2 separate regions of the Homo sapiens genome follow, and region 1 is linked to region 2. A link is a loop called in an ENCODE intact Hi-C map of the cell type or tissue named here. Cell type or tissue: dorsolateral prefrontal cortex. All regions are shown on one strand. Each heading gives the region's core, and the rest is flanking DNA. Links, peaks and the distances in the headings are about the cores only. Region 1 has its middle 540 kb from the start of MIR4790. Region 2 overlaps GRM7-AS3 (GRM7 antisense RNA 3).

Evidence for each region. Hi-C counts contacts between places; a loop is a spot of excess contacts. Peaks named below come from ENCODE experiments on the same cell type or tissue, not always from the same donor. Only the 100,000 strongest peaks of a DNase experiment are listed, where the experiment ranks them.
Region 1: a loop joins it to region 2, with 8 times the contacts of the local background. A loop is called at or near these places in 5 of 110 quality-filtered maps.

The regions. Positions count from the first base shown.
Region 1 is chr3:5,783,966-5,792,315 of GRCh38, reverse strand. No RefSeq gene overlaps it. Among named protein-coding and RNA genes, the nearest start is that of MIR4790, 540 kb to the right of the region's middle. In dorsolateral prefrontal cortex, for the core only: CTCF peaks have their summits at 4,075 and 4,281 (motif pointing right); a DNase peak (open chromatin) is centred at 4,315; H3K4me3 peaks cover 696 bases; H3K27ac peaks cover 726 bases.
Region 2 is chr3:6,782,556-6,790,905 of GRCh38, reverse strand. The region is part of intron 2 of GRM7-AS3 (GRM7 antisense RNA 3); the gene reads left to right. LOC105376943 (a long non-coding RNA gene) reads right to left here. Exons shown (of 3, transcript XR_940580.3): 3 at 6,651-8,115. Among named protein-coding and RNA genes, the nearest start is that of GRM7-AS3, 19 kb to the left of the region's middle. In dorsolateral prefrontal cortex, for the core only: no CTCF peak of the experiment used is centred there; no DNase peak of the experiment used is centred there.

The DNA of each region.
Region 1 (8,350 bases), core at 265-8,264, 1.0 Mb after region 2:
AATTTGATATGTCCCTTCTGAGATTCGGTTTTAAAAGTCTGCCAGTTTATTCTTGACCTCTGTCTCTCATCACTTTCTCTGAGGGAAGGTATATCGTGAGCAACCATGGAGAGACACACATGGTGAGGGACTTAAGCTTCCTGCCAGCCACCACATGCGTGAGCTTGGAAGTGCATAATCTAATCCTAGTCAAGTTTTCAGAAACTGCAGCCCTGGCCTACAGCTTGATTACATTCTCAAAATAATCTCTGAATCAAAACCACTCAGCTAAGCTATGCCCAGTTTCGTGACCCTCAGAAACTGAATGATAATAGATGTTCGTTGTTTTAAGCTGGTAAGTTTGGGCATAATTTTTATATACCAATAAATAACTAATATGTGATTATTTAATATTCTCCCATCGAGTTCAAAGAAGGTAGAAACTGATCCTTATTATGTTCACCAGTCATATACCCAATGCCTACTGCAGTGTCTGACATATGGTAGACACTCAGTAGATATTTGTTTAAAGAATGAAAAATAATGAATGGATGACTCAACCCAAATGACCTACTGGAAAGGATGAGTAAATCTTTCCTCATTGCATGCCTAACTTTGCATTGAATGGAGAGGTCAGTTGGCAGCAAGCTCTGTTAACATAACCTCAAGTGTAAACTACACTTTATCCACAAGCACCTCAGGGAAGAAAAATCAGTACTCATATTTTCAGTTAATAGATCATGCAATTTGACAACAGAAAAATAATAAATTTCAATGTTTTTACATGGAAAAGAGAATGAGAAAGAGGAATTTTTGCACCCAACACAGAGCCATTCCTATATAAAAACTGAAGTTCCTGCCAGCCATCAGAAGGCTGAAACAAATGAAAAGCACAAGGTGAAAGTGAGGGAGAAATTTATTTGGAAGAAATATACTTCCTGTCCATCACTGTGACTGACAGATTTCTCATGAAAATAGCTCAAATCCAACTGATGCATTTTTACTCTCTTACTGCACAGATAATTTTAAATGATTTCCCAGGTCCAGGAATGATAGTTTAATGGACCACAAAGAAAAAAAAAATGTGGTAAGATTTAATAAAATAAAACCCAGAAAGCAAAGACTTTAGCATGAACTTGACATTGAGCCATTAGAAAAAGATGCCAAAGTTAGACACTGAAACATGATCACTTACTTTCCCTTGAAGAATGGTGTTTCTAGTTCAACAACGAAAGTCACAAACACTTAAACCACCTTTTCATCCAAGCAAGCAATAGATCTCTCCTGGCCTCTTCCATTGGACCAACTAACTCCCAGAACAGGTCTCAAACCAATGGAGAGGGAGAGCATACAATATGTGGATGAAGAAAGCACAGAAAGGCATAAAACTTGAAGTTAGGAACATCTGAGCAAAATCACTGAGAGATGATGAATGTAGTGTTGGGACAGCAAGCTCGAACATATCCAAAGATTGTCAAATGGTAGAATGACTAGTACTTACGGGCAATGGTTGTGCTTTCCCTGCACAGACACTGATTTGACACTCAGATTTTCATAGACTAAAATTTTTGCTGTGCAGAGGCCCAAAGACTGGCAGCCAGATATATATGTTCCTCTCTGCCCCAAGTTGCTATATTCCCATTGCATGTCAATAGGAAAAATCAAGATGGGACAAGATTTGAAGCATAGAACGTAAGAGAAAGGGTCTTACATCTTATTTACTTTTGCATCCACATTTTTAGAGGAAAAACACTGAGACACCCATTGCCAGTTCCCCAATGTTATTTCTCCAGTTCCCATTCTAATGACTGCCTATATCATTTGACTCCTCCTTTCTAATTTGAAGGAAAGTAGAGATAGCTTTTGAAAAGTATAAGAAGTCCAGCTGAAGAATTCAGACACAGACCAGTGCGGAACTGAAAGCATTGACGATTTTTAACAAGGATGTCTCAGCAATGGAGTAGGATTGTTTAGAAAGCAATATGTAAGGTGGGCTAAAGAAATGTTTAAAAAGATGAATAGAGCAGTTAATCCTTGGGGGAAAGGGAAAGTAAGCCACAAAAATTAACTTGGGGCCATTTAAGTTATTGAAAGGATTTTTAGTAGGTCGTAGAGTCCAACAGAATGTCAGAACCAAGCTTTGGAAAGGCTCTGACGCAAGGCAGTTCAGGAAAATCAGGTACACTGGACACTCCCTTCGCAGTCAGCCAGTAGGAAGAATCAAGATCAATTATCTTCTTTCTTTGAGTTACTCTTCAGGGATCAAACTCCGAACAGAGCTTGGTTTGCATGTTTACTCCTTGTCCAGGAGAGGGAGGGCACCCTGACTGACAGTCCTCTCAAAACGTAAAGTGTTTCCCCCTTAACATTAAAAAGGAGATTGGATACTGGGCAGACAAACAAACAGCTGTCCAAATGAGAACCAGCAAAGTAACTCTTTTCTTAACTCACTCCAGAAAGGATAGAAAATTTCTGAGGGTAGAAACCAGGTGCAGGGTTACTGTCCAGCATGATTCCTGCTGTCCAGTCTTGATGCACCTATTGATAGCAAACATCATCCTTAGCATTAGGTGCAAGGAAAGTATTTTATTTTCTCCTAAATCCCCACTTCATATGATTATATTACATTTATATGAACAGTCAAGTAATATGTATCCTGGTCCTCTTGTCTAGTGCTGTCACCTGGGCAGACCCCTGCCAACCATCTCTGTTCCAAGACATTTCACTGTCCTGCTCAGCAGGGACACATAGTTTCTGTGCATTTCACTTGTCATCCCAGTGGCCATGACCAAAAAGAATGATCCTTTCATTTTCTCTTTTATTTTTTAAATTTTCTCCAGGTGATGGGATGGGACACTAGTGAGCATGCGAACCTATCAGGAATGAGCCTGCCCAGCGAATGAGACAGCAGAGGAACTCTGCAGAGATGTTACTTGGCCTTGTTTCCCTTTCATCTTCTGTTTTCTTTAAGAACAAGCTGGTTTGTGTAGTCCCAGCTACTCAGGAGGCTGAGGCAGGAGAATGGCGTGAACCCGGGAGGCGGAGCTGGCGGTGAGCCGAGATCGCGCCACTGCACTCCAGCCTGGGCGACAGAGTGAGACTCCGTCTCAAAAATAAATAAATTAATTAAAAAAAAAAAAAAGAACAAGCTGGTTTGTGGTAGAGACAAGAGAAAATGCTAAAAAACACCTTTCCCCTCATTCATGGAAGAGACATCATCCCTGTATGAGAGAAGGAACAAAGGTCCTCAAACAAAGCCAACATTTATTCCTGTGCATTTATTCCTGTGCATTTATTCCTGTGCATTTATTCCTGTGCATTTATTCCTGTGCATTTATTCCTGTGCATTTATTCCTGTGCATTTATTCCTGTGCATTTATTCCTGTGCATTTATTCCTGTGCATTTATTCCTGTGCATTCCCTGGAAAATGATCTCAAAAGATCAGGGGAAAACAAACTAACGTTTTGTCTCGACTGACTATTGTAAGAAGAGATTTCGTACCAAAGTTTTCTTAGTATCTAAAAAGGTGTGTGTAAAAAAAAATGAATAAATAAATAAATACGCTATTTGTGTGAAAATAGAATAAAGGAAAGAGAACAAGGTTTAGGTAAACCTTCTCTTTTTTTTTTTTTGTTTTTTTTTCTTCCAGAGAAAGAGAGACACCCTGTGGATTTCAGAAGAACCCAACATAGCTCAATTACTTCAATTTTCTAAAAAGAAAAAATATTATTGCTTAAGGAGATTGTAGCAAAATAAAGCACAAAGATAGATAAAGAGGACGTTAAAGTGTCCAGCACTGACAAACAAAAATCTATAGTTTCATGGTTTTGAGTAGAAATTCCTCAAAGACAATTTTCCTTTACTAGGTAGCAAAATGACAGAGAACATGAGGAATTCCTACAGTTTTATACAGTTTGAAAGACAAAGACTGGAGAAAGTCAGAATTCCAGGTAAGACCCATGTTCCCCTTCTTGATTTTGAGATGTCTCGTAGACCAACCTGGAAGCAGAGGCACAGGAAAAGATTCATCGGGAAAGTAATTCTGATTCATCAACTCCCCTTGTATCCTTGCCCTCGGGACTGGATGACAGGACCATTAGGGGACACAGTCATGTAAGTGTACTTCCAATCATTTCCCAAGGAACAGATATTTTGATTTGATTTGAATCAGCACTGTAGAGAATGGAAACTGGTTTGAATCTGATCTCATCTGACACATACATAGATGCAAGAGTACAAAGCAATTTAGTCTGGAGCTCCCTCTAGTCGTGCCTGGGAAATAACTGCAGAGGGAGGGAGGGGAGCCTGGAGCCTGGAGCCTGGAGGGGGAACTGAGCAGGCAGAGAAGAGGAACAGATTGTCTTCAATGCTGAACACGGTTGAAAATGAGCCACGTGCTTCCAGTGGAACTTGTTTTGGTATCCCATCTGCAGCTACCAGAGGCACTGAATGCTATGTGATTTAAATACTTCCCCAAAGGCCTGCAAAATAAGGGAATGTCCATATATGCTATGAGTTCCTGTCACAACCTTCAGAGGATTCATAGTATATGATGCTCTGCTAGGCTGGTCAGCTTCTCTTTTTATTCCTGCATGAGAGACTTGCTACCTAGACCTAAAAAAACAGCCTGTAAATATAAAGCAAAGACAAACAACACCCAAACATGTGAATATAAACATTCTTACACTAGAGACAAAAGTGCAACATCACAAAAACATAGGACTAGGAAAACAACCCAGTGTCTCCTTTCACAGATTTAAAAAAGGAAGCAAAGGGGACCAGAGAGCTCATGGGGCTAGCCTAACATCAGACAGCAAGAAATGAAATTCGGGCCTCTATTCTTTGTCTAATATGGTTTCCATTACAAAATGTGCCATGCCATTTGTCTTAGTCTGTTTTCTGTTGCTATGACAGAATAACACAGACTTAATAATGTATAAAGTAAAGAAGTTTATTTAGTTTACTGTTCTGGAGGCTGGAAGGTCCAACAGTGTTTCACCAGCATCTTGTGAGGGCCTTCTTGCTGTGTCATAACATAGAAGAAATCATCACATGGCCAGGGGGCAAGAGCCAGAGAGCAAGAGAGCACTTGCTCTTATAACAAAGCCACTACTTCAGTAACAAACCCACTCCAGTGATAGCAACATCAATCCATTCATGCAGGCAGAGGGATTAAGTTTCCAACACATGAACTTATGGGGGACACATTTTGTGTCCAGATACAGAAAACCATTTTCTAAATCAAATATTACACAAGGTATTCTTTAAGTTTTTTACTAAATGTGAAGAGTTACAATAAATTTTAAAAAATAAATAAAAACCGTAACAGACATACCAGAATTTATACACCCCAAGAGATCTTCTTTTTAAGTGGTTATCCCAGAAAGCCATTCTGAGGTTTGCTATGGTTCACAATTTGGGTGTGCCACTCTAGACACCATCATACAAGCCAAGACTGAGACAGACAAGAAAACCATGCTCTTTACTTTAAATCATATATGTTGCATAAATCAGAGTCCCATAAGGAAAAACATGCAATACAGATGGCTCAAATGAAAGATTTTAAGGAAAAGACAACAGAGAATTATGGCCACGGCTAAAGGAAAAAAAACGAAAGATAATGAGCTACACAAAAACTAGAAGAGCTCCCAGGGCTGAGACTGGGAAGTCACTGGGTGACCTTAACAAGGGGAGGAAATAATGTTACTAAAATCCAGTGAGGGACGCAACCATGGAGACTGTCTCCTCAGGGAAACTATAGACCTGGAAGGTCTTATAATGTCTATTAAAGCAGCATATCCCAACCTCTCTCTCCTCCTGCCTTCCAATCTTCTGCCAGTGCTTCCCATCGGAAACCAGATGGCAAGAAAGCCTGGGTGATCCCATTCACAGGGGCCTAAATCAAGGCAGAGATAGCTGCTTTAGAGGGACAAACGCAGTAACCAGGACGCATATCACTTCTGACCCAAAATGACTTGATTTTTCACCTTCTCTATGATCCCAAATTACTGCTGCTCCCCAAAATCATACCTACTCCAGTTTATAGGAAGAAAACATATGTGTGCATGTTTCTTTATAGTGGAATGATTTATAATCCTTTGGCTATATATCCAGTAATGGGATTGCTGGGTCAAATGGTATTTCTGGTTCTAGATCCTTGAGGAATGGCCACACTGTCTTCCACAATGTTTGAACTAATTCATACTTGCGCCAACAATGTAAAAGCATTTCTATTTCTCCACATCCTCTCCAGCGTCTGTTGTTTCCTGAATTTTTAATGATCACCATTCTAACTGGCATGAGATAGTATCTCATTGTGGTTTTGATTTGCATTTCTCTAATGACCAGTGATGATGAGCATTTTTTCATATGTTTGTTGGCTGCGTTAATGTCTTCTTTTGAGAAGTGTCTGTTCATATCCTTCACCCATTTTTTGATGGGGTTGTTTTTTTCTTGTAAATTTGTTTGCATTCTTTGTAGATTCTGGATATTAGCCCTTTGTCAGATGGATAGATTGCAAAAATTTTCTCCAATTCTGTAGGTTGCCTGTTCGCTCTAACGACAGTTTCTTTTGCTGTGCAGAAGCTCTTTAATTAGATCCCATTTTCATATATATTAAGCCATATCTTGCATGAAGTGAACAGAAATATTTTCCTGATGGTCACAGTTCCAAATGAATAATCTATTTTCTAGTTCTAAATGTATCAATTATAAATACTATACATAAAGTGCTTACATAATAACTATCATATAGTAAGTGCTTCGTAACAACTTTTCTACTTTTGTTTATTATTGTGAACCAATGTATTGCAGTAAATCATTTCAATGAAAATAAATTAGCACAGTCTGGTATGCACTGCCCTTCCCCCCATCTCCAACATATTTGGGCATTATCTCTGGAAGGTCATCCAATGCTGATCCGGCATCCTGGAATTAATCGGCACTGCTAGATTCTGCAATGCTGGAGAAACACATCACGTTAGACGAAGTGCTGGTCCTCATAGATAAAGTGTGCTTTGGCCATAACCCTTTTGTAATGGAACCAGTGGCAATGGAGTGTCATATAAGGAGCCCACCTTATAAAGGTATAAGAGGGGAAACACTTGATTTTGCTCCCATAAAGCATAAACTATAGCAGCAAACTTTTATAGACTACACTGCAAATGGGTATAATAAGTTCATTGTCCCATGGTATCTGCTACATAATTGTGTTCATTCCCTTTGTGTATTTTAGTAATGAGAGTATAATTGTCAGTGCTTATAATACATATAATCTCATTACTGTCACTCCCATTAGTATTCTTTCAATTCAGCCTATACACAGTGTGTTCCACTTTCCCTCTCATTGAAATACATAAACACTTTTCCTCTCCTGCATCCAGATTTCAGTCTAATTCCTAACAGTTACCATGGCTAATCACTGAGACAACACTGCCTGCCTTGTTTTTAATATGTTTAATTTACCATTTTTGACACAATGCCAAGAAGTCAGCATTGCATTCATGTTGAATTGCCATGACCACATTCTTACATTTTTACAAGGATGGTTGAGACTTCATTTGGAGCAGAAACTAATTTAGACATGCAAAGAACCACAGTCTTGACAGTGACTGTGTTTGGAGAACTCCACTGCTACACACAGCTATATCATGTCGTAGGTTTCTCATCTATCAAAGGACAGATGTTGCCCCTGTTATTCTCCTAGATGCCTTCTACTTCCAATAATTCTTTTCATATGTAAAAGACTAAAATCAGTAAAACTTATTGGACATTTTTTTTTTTTTTTGAGACGAAGTCTTGCTCCGTTGCCCAGGCTGGAGTGCAGTGGCCCTGCAGTGGCGCAATCTCAGCTCACTGCAAGCTCCGACTCCCGGGTTCATGCCATTCTCCTGCCTCAGCTCCCGAGTAGCTGGAACTACAGGCGCCTGCCACCATGCCTGGCTAATTTTTGTATTTTTAGTAGAGACGGGGTTTCACCTTGTTAGCCAGGATGGTCTCGATCTCCTGACCTCGTGATCTGCCTGCCTCGGCCTCCCAAAGTGCTGGGATTACAGGCATGATCCACCGCACCCGTCCTTTATTGGAAATGTTTAAACTTCTTTATTTTTTCAAAGTAATATATATACACAGTTTTAAAAGTCAAACAGTATTAACAGACATGTAAGAAGTAGCAAAGTTGTCTAACATTTCCCTATTAACCCCCAACTCGTCACCAGATGCAATAACTTCAAATATTCTTAATTAGTTCCTCTGAAATTTACAGATCTTAAACTTCTATGTAAATTGCTGACTTTAAATGAATTTATTTTAGGCATGGCCTTTTGACTTCCTATTTGGTAGATGAGGGTGTATCTCTCTTCTATCACCTTT
Region 2 (8,350 bases), core at 262-8,261:
GCGTTGACTTAAGTTTGACTTTGTTCTCTTAGTTCTATAGCTGAGACAAGTCCCAGAAGGATTAAGTAGGTTTTGGGAAATTAATTAATGACTAAGTCATACTTGTATATCTTCATTCAAGTGCTCTATCTGCCAGAAAACATAGTGATCCAAATGACTATTCTGGTATATTAATGCGTGTTTAATAGGTTACATCTATAAAATGATTTATTTCAATCCAGATTCTTCTCTTATTTCTCCTTCTGTAAATTCAGACCTCAAAACAATTTTTGACCAAAATATGGCACCATGTTTGATATACTTCTCTTGGGCAGTGTGACACTTGACTATTTTGAAGTATCATGGAAATAAAATGTGGATGATGATGAAGATGATTATGACAATAGCAATTGTTATCAAAGTGAAAATGTACTTTGTCATAACATTATTAAAAGTTGACAGTTAAATGATAACTTAAATCATAGTTAAATGATATCCTAAGTCAACTGATAAGCAGGAGTGAACTTCTAACCAAGTTCTCCAATTTATAATCAGAGAATGTTGTACTTTGTCTTATATTTGCTGTTACGGTGGCAAAAATAATTTGTCTCATTTTAAACACAAAGGCCGACTGATTAAACCTACAGCTACTATTGCTAGTTTTAGTGGGACTGGTAGCTACATCAGTTACTTTCTAAAATTCTATAAATGTAATACATTAGAAAAATTTCTCTATATAATAATGTATAGAAATTAGAAAACAAAGGCAGAGACTGATGAAATTTGTATAAATATTTAGGATTTTCCTCTCTTTAGCAAACCCATTCACTTTGTGGCCATTTGATTTTGGTCAGATCTATTTTTTCACATGGTATTTAAAATTCATATCCTCTAAGAATGAAGTACATTTTTCTCATTTTCTTTTATTTATTTCCAGTGCATTTCCAGAAATCACTAACTTCTGACATTATCAGAACTTTGGATGAAATAAACACAGGTTTTTGAATGAAGTAAACATAGTCTATCACCAGTTTAAATTCTTTTCCAATACTATTCTTTCATGATTCTATAAAGATTCTACACAGAATCTTTCCAACACTATTACTCAATAAATTCTCCAGAATACTGTTAATATACTTACAAAGTGTTGAATCTTTAAATTGCTGTTCTCAATGGGTAAAACTGACTGATAAAAGCACATTTATAAATGTCAGTTGCCATATGGTTTACACTTTTGCTAATGATCAATCACAAGACTAAATCAATCATTGGACAAATACCATTATAAAACTGTGAAATGTTTACGCCAACTCTCTTCTTCTCTCCCCAAGTAACATCACTAATTTGTGCCAATATTTACGAACATTTAACCCATACTTCCTTTCCTGCTGTAAGATTCAAATTTACCAATTGCATTTAGAGTGGCTACCTATTACTTGGCCAATGTATTCTTTTCAAAAGAACATTTATTGAATCAACATATATAAAATATCTCTTTGATTTAATTAATAGGCATTGTGTATTCATTGCCAAAAATATGTTCTCAACTAAAACATACCCTATGATCATCAACTCACAGAGTTTTGCTGATCATTCATAATTGTGCAATGAACTATCTTGTAGAATAAACAACCTCCACAGTTCTTATTTTGAAAAACTTCAAAACGTTCAGACTAGTAATTACATTGAATAATAGCTTAATTTAAATTGTAAAAGACCTCTAGTGGATTGTTTATTTCATTTACACTGTGTGATATGTTTTATACAGAGAGAAGTTATACATACTCATGAATCAATGTGTACAATGGAGAATTAATACTGAAAACAAATGTATTTTATTCTACTTTTTAAAAAATTGTTGAAATGGAGCCCAGCCTTCCCACTACCACTTGTTGCAACTCCCACACTTCATATGTACACCACCTCTTTCCTTGACCCTTGAAAGACACCATGTGGTTTTCACCTGAGAATGATATAAATATGAACACTCTAATATTACATTTTGTCAGAAGGTTTTGTTTATGTATTTATTTTGTGAATTCCTGATGTATTATCAGTATGGCATCCACTTGTCTTTCTTAACTGTGAATCACTTTTCAGTTGTGAATTTGTTATCTGTAAATCACAAACTATCCTTTTGGCCTGGGCTTAAATAAAAAGCCCAAGATGCATAACTGATTGATCGCTATATTCCATCCCCTAGACTACAGAGCTTGATTCAAGAATGGACACCAACTAAAACCAGTCCAGTCTCATTAGGGTATTGCAAATTAAAACAACAATGAGATACCACTATTAGAACGGTACAATCCCAAACACTGAAAAGGACAAATGCTGGCCAGGATGTGGAGTAAGAGCAACTCATTCATTTAGATAGAAATGAAAAAAGGTATGGCCATTTTTGGAGACAGTCTTGCAGATCCTTAGGAAGCTAAACATAGTATTACCATATGATCCAGCAATTACTCTTGTTGGTACTTCTCCAAATGATTTGAAAACTTATGTCCACACAAACCTGCACACAAGCATTTCCAGTGACTTATTCGTAATTGCCCAAACTCGGAAGCATTCAGGATATCCTTCGATAGGTGAATGAGAAAACAAACTGTGGTATATCCATGCAACACAATAACACCCAGTGATAAAAACAAGTGAGCAAGCCCTCAAGCCACACGGAAAGGAACTTTAAGTACATATTGCTAGGTGAAAGAAGCCAATCTGTGAAGATGAAACATTGTATGATTCCAACTATATGACATTCAGGAAAAAGGAAAACTCGAGAGACAGTAAAAATATCACTAGTGGCCAGGAGTTTGGCAGGAGGGAGGAAATGCTGAATAGGTGGAGGACAGAAATTTTAGAACAGTATTCTGTACGATACTGTAATGGTGAATAAATGACATTACATATTTGTCAAAACACTTACAAACTCTACAACACAGAAGGTGAACTCTAATATAAACTATGGACTTTAGTTTATAATGCTATATCAATACTGGTTCATCAGCTGTAATAAACGTACCACATCAATGCAAGATGTTAATAGGGAAAACTGTGTATGGAGGGGTTGAGAATCTTTGGGAACTGTCAGTATTCACTGCTCAATTTTTTGATAAACCTAAAAGGGCTCTAAAAAATAAAGTCTATTAATTAAAAAACAACTGGTCAAATGAATCATAGTTACAAAAATTCTGTAGGTATTACTTGGAAAGAAAATCACAGGAAAGACTTCTTAGGGACTATCACGTGAAGAAAGCCTGCCCATAAATAAAGCCAATATCAGTTAAATTGAGGTGAATAACAGGAAAAGAGTGAGAAAGAGAGATAGAATCTTGCATATTCTCTTCCCTCTGAAGGCAAGCTGTGCTTGAATCCAGAGCCACCTCTAAGTCTTTCAATCTATGTCTACCTCTAAGCCAATAGAGCCTCTTTAGGTCAGAATGAGTTGGGTTTTCTGCAACCAAAGGATCCTGAATAATACAGTTCCGTAGGTACAGATAAATACTGCAGTGCTAATTTTATTTTTTTTAATAATTTATTTAATTTCTAAGTTGATGGAGATGGAGTGCTAGTTTTAAATTATCAGTTAGAAACACAGCTCATTTCTAGAGTGGAGAAGGGAACATTTCCAAATAATGTTGATAATAGACCCCAAGAAATTCAGTTAAAGACAATGAAACAGCTTTTGTTTAAGTAGTGTTATTAGCACTGGCTATGAAAGAGTTCTAGATAGTTAATGGAATTCCCGCAGTGGCTGCTGTGGAACAAGTGAAGTCAACATGTGGGTATTGACAATGAGCAGGAAAGGCTCCCAAAGTCAGCATTCATAGCTTCTCTATTTCATTTACTGGGCATCTCTGTAAGTATTTCTTTGAACAAAGGAATGTTCAGTCAAGACAAAGTTTGAGAGACACTATATTTGGAACATGGGTAACTACCAAGTTCAGGTCTTGCTCAGTCCTAGACCTCCAAGAGAACCATGGAGCAGGAACTGAAACCCATAAATGATAACCTGGCAATTGAATTTAGTGGGCATTTATTATTACAACAGATCAATTGGCTGCATCAGGATAACCAGCCAACTTTCTCAGAAGAAACAATAAGCCTCTGCAGGGGTGGAGAGAGATTAGCACCTTGGAAGATCCATTCTGATGTCTTAACACAATAGCAAATGGGAGAAGACATCTACACAGAAGTGGGATGAGAGCATGGACAGAGTGACACTGATCTCAATGTGTACCTTATAGACTGGGGTTCTGTTTTTATGAAGAATCTCTCAAGATGGTCTTTCCAAATTGCTGCTTCTGTGTAATACCTTGTATTCCATAACACTTCCTGGAATAAAGGAATGGATGAATGGTGCCCCCTGGAGTTATTCAATCCAGTGACCCTGCTGCTGTCACACTAACATGAGTACTTCAGTCCCCATATTACCAGCTATTTCAGGTGGGCATTTATGTCTCAATGCCATGATGTTAAAATGACTTCCTGCCAAAGTCATGCTCCCAATCATCTTGGGTCCCCTCGGAATCCAAGATTATCTTCCAGTCTAGTTTCAAGTCCTTATTTCCCACCCCAGGTTTTCTCAAGGCAATTTCTAAAAAGTTCAATTTAATTTAGTTTTTATATTAAGTTTCATTCCTGATCACCAAAACCCTTGCTTTGGGAGAAACATTTATGTGTCTATTGAAAGACTTGCATACAGCTATAGTAATGTAATAATGATGATGACAAACACTATAAAAATAATCATTTATTGTTGTACCACACTGTACTTCTTAAAGATTTTGAAATACATCATCCCATTCTAGGAGCTTCTAATTTCTAAATGAAATGTTGACTGACTTTTCTAAGGTGTCCAGAGGATTCCTCCTCCAAATAACTGTCTATTTATCAGGTACAATTGGCAATTCTGCCAACTGGGATTCCTGCTGCTAATGTGGTTTCCCACATTGCTGTGTAGGAAGTAATCGTGACATCAGCTTCTGAACCAGCCATGGAAATAGCAGATCTCACACACACCCACTCTCTGCAAATCATCATGGACAGTTTTCCTCTTTCATGTTTGTAAAAGGGGGAGCAGATGATTTGTGTTACTTGAGGGGGTGGAGATAAAAATTCTCCAGCTATTTCTTGCACATCACAGCCACGGAAAAGATTTCAAGAAAGATTTGAAGCAGAAATGAATAATTTTGAACTCAGCTCCTGCCCCTACTGCTCTCTCAGGAAGGGTGCATAATAATGTTTTTTTCTTTTCATCTCAGAATGCTGGCAAATGTGTCAGGGAATGAGGATTAATTCATTTCAGAAAAAATCTTTTTAGTCATAAGAAACATGGAAAGCAATTTTTATGAGCATTCTGAATGATTTTTTTGATGTCAATAGTATTGAAGATTAAAAAAATTGCAAATTGAAGCTCTACTTCCTTTCTAATTAGTGATGTTTAAAGGCCAATGTAGTTTTTAGAGCAGCATCTGTACTTTGATAAATGACATCCTTCAAAGAATAGTTTCTGATAGATTGAACTATACAGTAATTTTGTTACAGAATTTCTTTCTTACCAACACTTTTATGTGATCATGAACATGCTTCTTCACCATTATGTCTAAAAAATAATCCACATCATAGCTCATTTTTCATCTGTAAGATTTTTGGCTTTCGAGGTACTTATTTGAAAGCTAAATGAGGTCTTACAGAAGACTCAAAAGAAACAGTTCTGCCTGTTAATATCTACACACATAAACTTCATGACATCACATATAAGTTCAAACACATTTTTCTTTACAGACTCTAATATTTTTACTGTTACATGGAAACAATGTCATGTTATATTTATAGGAAAATGCCTAGACATGGTCAGAGGCTCCTGTTGTGATTAAATGAGACATAAGACTGCTACTTTATGAAAGGGGGATGTGGTCGGGACAATGTCAAACAAATCAGAACCAATCATGGGGCAGCAAGATGGGTATTTTTTAAGACTTTATTTTTTAGAGCAATTTTAGGTTCAGAGTAAAATTGAGATAAAGGTACAGAGATTTCCTGTATATCCTCTGCCACTACACTTGCATACCCTCCCCCACTATCAACACCACCCTGCCCAGAGTGGTGCCTTTGTTATAATTAATAAACCTACGTTGATAACATCATTATCACCAGAGTCCGTAGTTTATACTAGGGTTCACCCTTGGCGTTGTACATTCTATGAGTTTGGACAAATGTATAATTACATAAATTCACTGCTGTAGTATTATACAGAGTAGTTTCATTGCCCTAAAAATCCTCAGTGCTCCACCTATTTATCCCTCCTCCCCAAAACCCTTGGCAACTACTGATCTTTTTGCCAACTCCATAATTTCGTTGGTTATTTCTTTTGACCAGCTAAAGTGGTTTCACCATGTGAAGGGTAAAGCCAGCTAGCTTCCAGTGGACTTGACTCACCAGTTTTCAAATTACAAAATTCTAACTATATTTTTGCTTGAGAGATTTTTTTATTCAAATGTTATATATAAAGTAAAAGTATTTTGATATATTTAAGTTGCTCTCTATTTTAAATTCGCGTGGTTCCATTTATAAAAATGTGGCTCCACTGGTGCCCAACACATGGAAGATTCTCTCACAGGATAAATCTGACCTTTTGCTGTAGCTGTCCCCATTCATGTTCTGTGACACTCATCTCTTTGCCCACTTCATGAAAGAGAAGTAAAGACTGTTTTACTAGAACAAATTATCTATATTGTCCTTGCCCCCTACTAAGTAATATTTAATTTATCCTTCTGGCATTTGGTCTACCATGTGAGATCCAAACAGAAGAGATTCCAAATTTTTATTCCTGTGTTTCTAAACAGAGAACACAGAAGCACATTCCATCTATAAGAGCGACTCTTTATAGTTCCTATTTCACACTGCTGTATCAAAGAATGACTTTAGTTCTACGCATTCAGAATGCATCTTAAACAGGCATAAAGAATAATGTAATTGTACGTTTAAAAATAACTACAAGAGTATGACTGGATTGTTTGTAACACAAAGGATAAATGCTTGAGGTGATGGATACTCCATTTACCCTGATGTGATTATTACACACTGTATGCCTTTATTGAAATATCCCATATACCCCATAAACATAAACACTTACTATGTACCCACAAAAAATAAAAATTAAAAATAAATAAAACAAGTGTAAAGAATGATTGAACACTAAGACATTTTGCTCTGGCGTGTTTTGTTCGTTTGTTTTTTGTTTTTTTCCAGAGATAGGGCCTTGCTCTGATGCCTAGGCTGGAGCGCAGTGGCACAATCACAGCTCACTGAAGCCTTGAACCCTGGGCTCAGGCAATCCTTCTGCCTCAGCCTCCTGAGTCCTTTGAAATACTTTTGAGCTAGCAAGAAAGAACTTTGGAGTTTACATAATGTAGGACTACATGCACGAGCCACCATGCCCAGCTAACGTTTTTAGAGACACGGTTTCCATCTCCTGGCCTCAAGTAATCCTCCCACCTTGGCCTCCAGAGTCCTTTGGAGTATTTTTGAACTAGTGACAAAGTACTTTAGAGATTACATAATCTAGTCCATTCTGTTTTATAATGGAAGATCCTTAGTCTCAAGGGAGTAAACTTAATTGTCCCACCCAAATTTCTAATCATATAAGTGACAGTCCAGTCTACCGAATCCTTAAGTCCACACAGTTCACAACATAAGTATAATTTTGCCTACTTGTTTATTAACTTATCATCCCCATATGATATTCAATAAGAGTTACAGTAGACGAAGGACAGACTTGTTTCCAATTCTTTTGGTCCAGATCTTCTGATCTGGAATAAGATCACCTGGGTTTGTAACCTAGCTCTGCCACTTACTAGCTGAACAGGTTACTTAAACTTATCATGTATCTTTTTCCGTATCTTTAAAATGGAAAATTTAGTACCAACCTCTTAGGGGTGTATGTTGAAATGCATAGCAGAGAGAGTGTTTAATAAATTTTAGCCACGACAGTGATTAGTATTAGCATTATCCGGCCAATCTGTTTCTAAATAAACAGGCCATAGTAGAATTTTCATCAGATCTTTTCTGTGTTGTATGCAACCTGCTGGTCTTCATTTCTTCCCTTTACTTCTCTGGAACAAAAAATGTAATCTGAAAAAAATTATAACAAACATCTAAATTGCATGGTCCTAAGCAATATATCTTCTACGGGATGTGTATGGGAATCCTATCGCGTACTATCCAAAAAAATTCATGCAAGAGAATTAAGTATCTAATAAAATAAAAGAAACATACCTAAAAAGAAATGACCAGAATATTTCTCTCTTGACTTGATACTGATTTTTGTCAAATGGTTTATGAGTTCTCTAGGAAACTTCTTGCAAAT